Regions from separate parts of the Homo sapiens genome. Here region 2 is linked to region 1. A link is a contact called in ENCODE Hi-C or POLR2A ChIA-PET data. All regions are on one chromosome and are shown on one strand. Each heading gives the region's core, a stretch centred on a gene start or an enhancer-like site at or near the end of the contact. The rest is flanking DNA. Distances are from core to core; before and after follow the strand shown. Region 1 has its middle 27 kb from the start of MIR2114. Region 2 holds the start of EOLA2-DT (EOLA2 divergent transcript).

Region 1 (4,314 bases), core at 695-3,194:
AAAGGAAGACAGGAATGTGACCGGCTGTATTCTACGTACAAGGATGTGGCAACTCTGAGGGAGGAAGTGATCTACTCATGGCCATATAGCTAAGTAGTGACCAAATCAGGATAAGAGCCACGCAGTGTGACTCTAAGGAACACCACAGCACGTCGCCCCTCACAGGGAACAGAGCTGGCATTGGCTGCTCATCTATTATGTGCCAGGGCTTCCACGTATTGTCTTATGGGAGCCCAACAGTGAGTAGGGGAGGAAAGTCATGCTCAGGCCTGCTGTACAGATAACGAAGCTGGCTAGAGTGCTCAGTGCGCAAAAGGGAGAGGGAGGCACCAAAGTCTCAGAACTGGCAGGAACCTGCATGCCCTTCTGTTCAGCCTTCCGTCCACTGCTTTGAACTCTCAACTGGTCTTCCCATCGGTCCCCTCACTTTTTATTGTGGTATATGTGTGTGTCTCTGTGTGTGATAAAATTTGTCAGTTCATATTTTTAGTGTACAATTCAGTATACTTAGGCATTAATTACATTGACAACATTATGCAACAATCACCATGTAATTGCAGAACACTTTTATCACCCCCAAAAGAAAGCCTATACCCATTAAGCAGTCACTCTCCCATTTTTCCTTCTCCAAGCTCCTGACAACCATTAATCTGCTTTCTGCCTCTGTGGATTTGCCTATTCTGGATATTTCATATAAATGGAGTTATACAACATGTGGTCTTTTGTGACTGGCTTCTTTCACTTAGCATCATGTTTCTGAGGTTCATCAGTGTTGTAGCATGGATCAGTACTTTATTCTTCTTTATTGCTGAATTGATATTCCATTATGTGGACATAGTGCATTTTGTTTATCCATTCGTCATCAATGGACATTTTAGGTTGTCCCTACCTTTTGGCTATCGTGAATCTGTGATAGACATTCATTGTGGGGAAAACTGTTTCCAATTCTCTTGGCTATGTATGTACCCAGGAGTGGAATTCCTGGGTCATATAGTCATCCTATGTTTTTCTGAGGAACTGCCAAACTGTTTTCCCAGTGGCTGTACCATTTTGCATTCCCACTAGCAATGTACAAGCGTTCCAATTTCTGTACATCCTTGCCAACACTTGTTATTTTCTGTGCATGTGTTGTTCTTTTTTTTTTTTTTTTTTTTTTTTTTACCCTAGTGGGTGTGAGGTGGTATCTCATTGTGGCTATCATTTGCATTTACCTAATGACTAGTGATGTTGTGCATCTTTTCACATACCTATCGGCCCTTTTTCCATGTTTCTGAAAAAAAAAACAAAGCATCCTTACTGGGCCTCCAAGGCCCTGCCCCACTCCCGGCCGCACTGAATGGTCCCTGGCCCTCCACTTCCACTCTGGCACCAGCCACCTGGGCCTCCCCTTCCTCATGTGCACACACAGTTCCTTCTGCCTGCGAGTGGCCTCCGTGCTCCCCTCCATCTTTTGGCTGAGCCCCTACTGGCATGCCCAGAGCATCATCTTGCACTGCCCCTTGGTGCGCCTCATCCCAGTGATGGGCTTCTTGCTTCTTGCAGTTTCCTGAGGGCAGGTGCTGCATCTGGCCCGTTCACTGGAGTGACTCCGGTTCCTGGCTGAGGGCTGGAAAAACAGTATGTTTGGATCCACAGCACCAGATGGAAGACTGAACTGAAGTTGTGCAGGTTTCCTTCTGAAAGACTGGGCTCTCTTGCCCAAGAGGCACTGGCGGTTCCATCTTGGGACTCTTCCTGCTCCAGGGCACCGAGCACCCAGTATTAGGACAGCAGGATAGATGAGGCATCCCCACCGTCTCCCATTGACATCTTTGGAGCTGCCCATCCTCAGCTGTGGTCTGCTATGACTCATGCCCTCAAGGCAGGATGAGTGTTGTCAGCAAGTGACTCATGGACATAGCTCCTCAGCCTTGGCAGCCTTGACAGCCAGCTAGGTCTGATGACATAGGAGAGAGAGCCCCACAGTGGGAGGCAGGGACCACAGTTCCGGTCCCAGTCTGTGATGACTCAATGTGTGATCTGGGGCCTTCACTTCCCCAGCCTGTAGAGTCTATCTGAACCACCTGTGGATCCCTTTCAAAAATGCAGCTGGCTACACTCCCACCCCTGCTCCGACCCTGAGATTCTGATTTAGTGGCTCTGGCATGGAGCCCAGGAAATCTGCAGTGTATTCAGCAGCCCCAGTGCCGCTGATGCTCACCCCGCCTTGGAGAATCTGCACAAGCTGCTCTGAGGGCCCTGTCCATCTCCCAGACTTTGGTACTAGAATTCTAGAATTCTTCAGAATTCTGAACAGTTTTCACTGGGCAAGTTCCAAGAAGTTCCTTGAAGGAGGAATAAGCTCACTTTCTGTTCCCTGAACACCTATCCTGGGTACCCACCCAGTGGGAGTAGTGGGACATACTGTGGGGCAGGGTGGCTTAGAAGCTCAGCCTTCAGCCTGTCAGCCATGGAGAATGGTGGCAGGCCCAGGGGCAGGGTCTACTGGGAGTGGAGCGCTGGGCGCTTGTGGCTGCAGCACTGTAGAGGGCCTGAGGATAGGGCCACCTGTGCTACTGAGCTCAGAGTTTCTTCTACTGGAGTTGCCACACATTCTGCAATATGCACCCAAAGACATCACCTCCCCATTTAGGGTGGTCCTAATGGACTGAGGCCTAAGCTGAGGCTTCCAGCAAACCTGCTCCACCATCTGCTGGGTTTTTGTTTAGAGCAGGGAGGAGGCCCACTCTTTGTTGAGGGCTGTGTTCCCAGAGGGGAGCTAAGCAGCACCTTGATGTGGTTGGGAGTTTGAAGGCTCTGGGTTCCCCATCCATTTCTACCTCCGCACCATCTTGGGCAGTCCAGCCACCCTCTCTCAGGCGTGGTCTGCTCCTCCATGAAATGAGAATCCCATTAGTATCTGACTTAGGATTTCAATGATGCTTAAGTGAGAGGCTGTACAGAAAGGGATCTTTGCAACAGTCTTCCTGTTCTTTATGGCAGAGGAGAAACTCCACTAGACCTGCTGGCTTCAAGCCATGGCTGCTCTGCCAAGCTCCAACCATGCCCCCGGGAAGGCAACTCCACAAAGATGAGCCAGTCTTAGGGCAAAAAACTGTGAGAAAAAGCTGGAGAGAACACAAATTCCCAGGGTCAGGGGGAGGCTGGCAGAGGCAGCTACAGGAGAGAAGCTGCTTTGTAGAGAGCCATTCTGATCTAGTGCCGAGCAGGCACACAGAAGACCAGAAACATCCAAAGAGAGCTTTGTAGCTTGAGGGACCCCCAGAGGGAGTGACAAGGCTGACAACAGGTAGGGTGGGGGCATTTTCACAAACCTGGGTTCCCCAGGCCCAGCAACCTGAGGCCTCCTAGCCTTGGCCTGCCCTTGGGAGCTTTGCAGCTGCTAGACACTGCTCCCTCCTCTTGATGGAAGGTTGAATTGTGGGCTAGAATCCAAATATGTGGCCACTGTGGACTCAGGGGAGAGGGGGCTGCAAGAATGGGTATCTCCAGGGAAGAAGGCAGAGTTGGGCCAAACCTTGGGCCCCCAGGCCCAGACTCCAACAGAGACGCTGTCCTCACATAGCTCTCCTCACAGGGGGCTAGTCTCTGGGCAGAGAACAGGATATTAGGCCAACGGCAGCTTTGGGAGATGGGGAGGTGGGGGAGCAGCTGCAAGAAGGCCTCAGGCTGTCCAGACTCTGGCCAAGGCCACCTTCCCTCCCCTCACAGGCAGGCCACCACCCAGAAGCACAATCTGCTCATCTCTGTATTGGATTTGTAAACCACACCACGCCCAGGGTCTCCAGCGGCTCCAGGCCCTTGCCTGCAGGCCGCCTGAATGGCTCCCAGTAAATCCCTCCAAACTAAGTGTGGACCAAGTCACCTCCTGTCAGAACCCTTCATGGCCCCTTCTGCCATCTCTACCTCTATAGGAGCCTCTGAATGCTTAGGAGTAAAGAGCCATTGAGGAGCTGTGAATAATATAATCAGAATTTTAAAAGCATATGAGAAGTGGTGCTAAGAGGTCACTCTGAAGCTCCAGGGCAACTTCTGTGGTTTTGACTGCTTTTACTGCCCGGAGTACACCACCAACTGCCAGTTGTTTTTGAATCATAGTCACTGGAGTGACTAGACCAAGAGGGTTCAGGGCTATTGTTTTCAGAACTGAGCCTGTATGAAGACAGCCCAGGGGCTACTGGCTCTTTGGCAGCTCTGACTTACTACCTTTTGCTGGTGGCTTGCCCCTCCACCCCAGATTTTCTTCTCCCATCGAAGGGGACATCTAAGTCATCAGTGGCCTATGGAGGATATCATGGCCATGAGTGTGGCTCT
Region 2 (4,314 bases), core at 1,815-4,314, 260 kb after region 1:
ACGTAGGGTGGGGACAGGGGAGGTACAAAATGCTATCAGAGCTGGAGACGAAAGTCTCTAATACTCGGAGTGGGGCTGTGAAGGTGACTTTAAAGTTGTGCCTTGAAGGAGGCCAGGAGCGCACCAGGACAAGGCCATGGGAACCGCCGGTGCAAAGCAGGGAGACCTGGAACAGCAGGCTGGTGGGGACCAGTGACTGAACAGCACAGCGTGAACCCAAAGAGTGTTTGGCTTAAGGGTGGGGAGAGCTGAGCCGACTCCCTGAACTGCTAGGACTTAAACCTGAGAAGGCCCAGCAGCGTTTTCACTAGAGGATTGCTGGGGACAGATTTGTGACTTAGAAACTGAGCCGATGGAATGTGGACGACAGACCTGAGGGAAGAAAGACAGAGGACTCCAGGTTGCTCAGGAGGCTCATGGAACAGTGCAGGCTCCAGACCACGAGGCCTGAATTCTGGAAGTAGCAGCGGGGATGCAGGACGAGGAGCCGTTTTGTCTCATCAGGCACTCCAGAGGCAGGGACCCAGAACTTGGTTATGAAGTCAATGCGGGAGACTAGATAAGGGGAGGGACAGAGGAGTAAAGCATGGCAGCACTACAGAACCTGAGCCCGTGACTGAGAGAAGAGAGTTTGAAAAGCAAGTTTGCCAGGGAAGTTGGGCTGTGTGCTGGGCGACTTAGGCCGGAGGAGGCAAGACATTAAGAGTGGGGATGTTTCTCATTACCTGCAAAAGAGGCGTTAAAAAAACGGTCCCTCTGGACCCCACTGGCAGGCACTGACGGAGCGGCCAGGACACAGGAGAGCAGGCCTGGGGGGCTCAGCCCTGCAAGACTCAGCCTAGAGCTGCATGGACCCCAGTCAAGTGTTCCCGCCCTTCTTGCTGCTTCTGTGCCCTCTGGGGGAAGACACTGGAGGTGCAGTTAGGTCGCCGCGGGAAAGTTTGGACTCTTGCCTAAGGGTGCATCACAGAAGGGCCTCAGCTCCCTCCCCCAACTCCACCCACAGCTCCACCCCTAGCTTTTCCTCCTGCAAGTCCGTCCCCAACTTCTCCTCTTGCAGCTCCGCCCACAGCTCCACCCCAGCTGTTCTGCCCCCCTGCTCCTCCTCCCTCAGCTCCGCCCCAGCTGTTCCTCCCACAGTTCCGCCCCCCAGCTCCTCCTCCCGCAGCTCCGCCCCAGCTATTCCGACGCCAGCCCCTGCTCCACCCGGCACTTAACCATTTCCGCCCACAGCTCTTTCCCACAACTACGCCCTCCTCTTGCAGGCGGCTCCTCCAGAAGCTCTGACCCAGTCCCCGCTGCAGCCACAGCCCCAGCTTCTTACCCCCAGCTCCTCCTCCCACAGCTCTTTCCCACTGCCCCGCCCTGCTACCCCTTCATCACCGCTCCCAGCTCCGCCTCCTCTAGCCCCGTCTCGCTTCTCCTACCCCTCTGCCCACCCCAACAACCTTTCAGCTCTTTCCTCCAGCTCTGCACTAGCTCCTCCCCCGCAATTCTCACCCGCCAGCCTTGGTGCAGCTTGGCTCCTCCTTCTCCAGCTCTTTCCCGCAGCCCCGCCCCATCTGCTCCCACAGCGCTTTGCCACAGCCTCGCCCTGCTCCTCCTCCAGGAACGCCCGGCTTTCCCTCAGCTCCACCCTGCAGCTGAGCTGTGCACCAGGCCCTCCCACAGAGCTTTCTCGTGATTCCACCCTACACCTCCCCAAGCCGCCGCTCCCCTAAGCTGGTTCTCAGGAGTCCGCGGAGTCCTCCCGCAGCTGTTCCTCGCTCAATTGCCCACTGCCCCGGCCTGCTCCTCACACCACTGATGGCAAAGCCCCGACCCCAGACCCTCCCCAGTGGTTTCTCTCGGCCCGGCCCTACCCCGCCCCTCCAACGCCTGCTTCCAAGGCCCCGCCCCCAGCCCATCCTCAGCGGTTTCTCTCAGCTCCGCCCCGCCCCAGCCCCACCCGGCTCCTCCTGCGGCTGGTTAAAAGGCCCCGCCCCCAGCCGCTCCCCAATGGCTTCGCTCAGACCCGCCCTGCCCCGAACCCCCCCCTGCTTCTCCCGCGGCTGCCTCCGAAGCCCCGCCCCGCGCCGAGCCCCGCCTCTCCCCATCTCCTCCCTGTTTCTCCCGCGGGTGCTTCCAAAGCCCCGCCCCCAGCACCCCCCTCAGCGGTCTCTCTCAGCCCGATCCAACCCTTTTCTGAGCCCCGCCCTGTTTCTCCTGTGGCTGCGTGCAAACCCCACCCCCCAGCCCCACCCCAGAGGTTCCCCTCGGCCCTGCCCCGCCCCCCCAGCCCCGCTTCTCCAAAGGCTGTTTTCAAAGCCCCGCCCCCGAGCCCCTCCCCGGCGGTTCCCTCAGCCCCGCCCCACCCCTCCCCGAGCCCCAGCCCCCCCCGAACCCCGCCCCGCCCCACTCCTCCCCCAGCCCTGCCCTGCTTCTCCAGCACCAGCTTCCAAAGCCCCGCCCCCAACCCCTCCCCACTGGTTTCTTTCAGCCCCACCTTCCTCCTCTCACCAGCCCCCTCCCTCCCCGCGCTGGTTCTCAGGAGTCCGCGAGCTCCTCCTGCAGCCTCTCCTCGCCCAGATCGCCCATAGCCCCGCCCCCAATGGTTTCTCTCAGCCCCGCCCCACCCCCTCGAGTCCCCGCCCCATCCCAAGTCCCCGCCCCATCCCCTCAAGTCCCCGCCCCACTCTCAACCCCGCCCCAGCGGTTTCCTCACTCCCGCCCTTCCCCTCCCCCAGCTCCGCCCTCCTCCTCTCAGCCCCGCCCCCATCCCCTCCCCATTGGTTTCTCCCAGTTCCTTCCTGCTGGTCTCGCAGCTCTGGGCTTAAAAATCCTGCCTGGTGGTCTCGTCCCGCCCCTCCTCTTCCTCCCTCCGGTTCCTTTTCCTCCTTCCGGTTCTTGGTCTAGGCTGCCTGTCTCGAGCTCCCCGGCCTTGTCCTGGTTGGCTGGCGCGGGACAGGATCCGGTAAACTGAACAGCGTCTCCTTGTGGCAAGTGCGTGCGTACGTGCGTGGCGACGTCACTGCGTGGCTTCGTGAATACGTGGCTTCCTAGCGATTTGGCGGTGTATAGGCGTGGCTGAATACGGGCCTCCTGCGTACGTGCGTGGTGTACGTACGTGCGTGATTACGCGCACACGTACGTTCCTCATGAAAGGGACGACGGGAGCTGCATGAAAGCCGAAGTTATGGACCGCTAGCATCTGTCACTGGCCACCGGTTTCCGGGAGTAAGCGGCAGCTACCTTACAGCCCTGACACGAGCCGGGTGCTCTCTCTTCTCACCGCGGCCCACGTCTCCTCGCTGGCTCCGGTGGCCTCGCTGGGTCGCGAGGAGGCGGAGGACTGTACTCTGAGGCCAAAAGCCAGAGTCGGCCCTGAACGCCCACGACTCTCAGGGTCCAGAGGCCGTGAGACCGGCCGCGGCTGAAAGGTACCAGGGCCCCTGATGCCGGAGCCCGTGTGCTCGGCCCTCTTGCAGACGGTACTTGCGGGCTGGGGTTTCTTTCCCCTGGGTTTCGGGCAGAGAACCCGTGCGGGGCGCGCCCGAAGCGCCCTTTGGTGTCCCTTGCTCTCCCCATGGTCTCGGCCCCCCTCCTTCTAAGCGCGTGTACCCGCGACCTGCGTCTGCAAGTGCTGCTCCACACACAGCGGCCCCATCTCGGCCCGGTCTTCCCTGCCTCCCGCTTGGCCCCTGTGCTGTAAGCTCGCCTGGACCCCAGGCCGGGCGGTGCATAGCTCTGTGGCCTGTGGCCCCGTGCTCAGCATGACCTAACCAGAATTAAGCAGTGGACAATGGGATTTAGGCCCCCCAAACCCTCGTCCGATGACAATGGGAGGGGAAGTGTGATTTTTCTCCCCTCGGATGGAGCGTGCTCAGCTGTAGGAATGTGACTCAACTTGCTGAAATGATTTTCTGCTCTGCGGACTGGTGCACCCTGTGACCCAGACAGATGTGGAGGGTCCCACCGCTCTGATTAGCAGAACCAAACCGTGAGTGAGGTGCACATGTGTTACTCTTAGGACCGGCCCTCCCAGCTCTTGGTTTCCAATGCCTGCTGAGTAGAAGACCTTCCTAGGGCCATTAACCAGCTTTGCTGACTTGCATTTAATGACCTTTCCTCTTTATCTTCCTTGTTGTGCAGGTAAAGAAACCAAGTGGAAGAGTGTTTCCTCCTCTGGCCGTAAAGCAGGTACTCTCTGCAGCACCAGGTAGGAGGGGACTCAACCCCCTTCTTGCCTTTTCAGTTACATCAGTTCCTACTAGGGATTCCACACACACACAGTTGTTGTGATTTTGTGGTGATGACGAGAAAAGGGTTGGCTAA

The links. A loop is a pair of places that touch in the nucleus more often than their neighbours do. ChIA-PET counts read pairs that join two places held with the same protein, here RNA polymerase II (POLR2A). Pooled maps may share reads with other maps.
Region 2: a pooled map shows a loop between it and region 1 (10-fold over the local background). The contact joins the promoter of EOLA2-DT here to the enhancer-like site in region 1. A Hi-C loop is called at or near these places in 3 of 168 maps with a recorded cell type or tissue (K562, Right ventricle myocardium inferior and psoas muscle), 1 of 37 single-sample maps with no recorded cell type and 7 of 50 pooled maps. POLR2A ChIA-PET finds 5 or more read pairs at or near these places in 3 of 52 experiments (BJ, HEK293 and RWPE1).

The regions. Positions count from the first base shown.
Region 1 is chrX:150,198,746-150,203,059 of GRCh38, reverse strand. No RefSeq gene overlaps it. Among named protein-coding and RNA genes, the nearest start is that of MIR2114, 27 kb to the left of the region's middle. Within about 2 kb of position 1,944, at least 7 of the 41 ENCODE cell types and tissues checked have a DNase peak (open chromatin) inside an H3K27ac peak, as active enhancers do; they include psoas muscle, where a contact is called at or near this core.
Region 2 is chrX:149,937,298-149,941,611 of GRCh38, reverse strand. EOLA2-DT (EOLA2 divergent transcript) reads right to left here and starts at 3,064. Exons shown (of 12, transcript NR_027456.1): 1 at 2,826-3,064; 2 at 726-953. EOLA2 (endothelium and lymphocyte associated ASCH domain 2) reads left to right here and starts at 3,121. Exons shown (of 5, transcript NM_001013845.2): 1 at 3,121-3,419; 2 at 4,132-4,179. RefSeq lists silencers at 1,116-1,225, 1,876-1,935, 2,216-2,295, 2,406-2,675.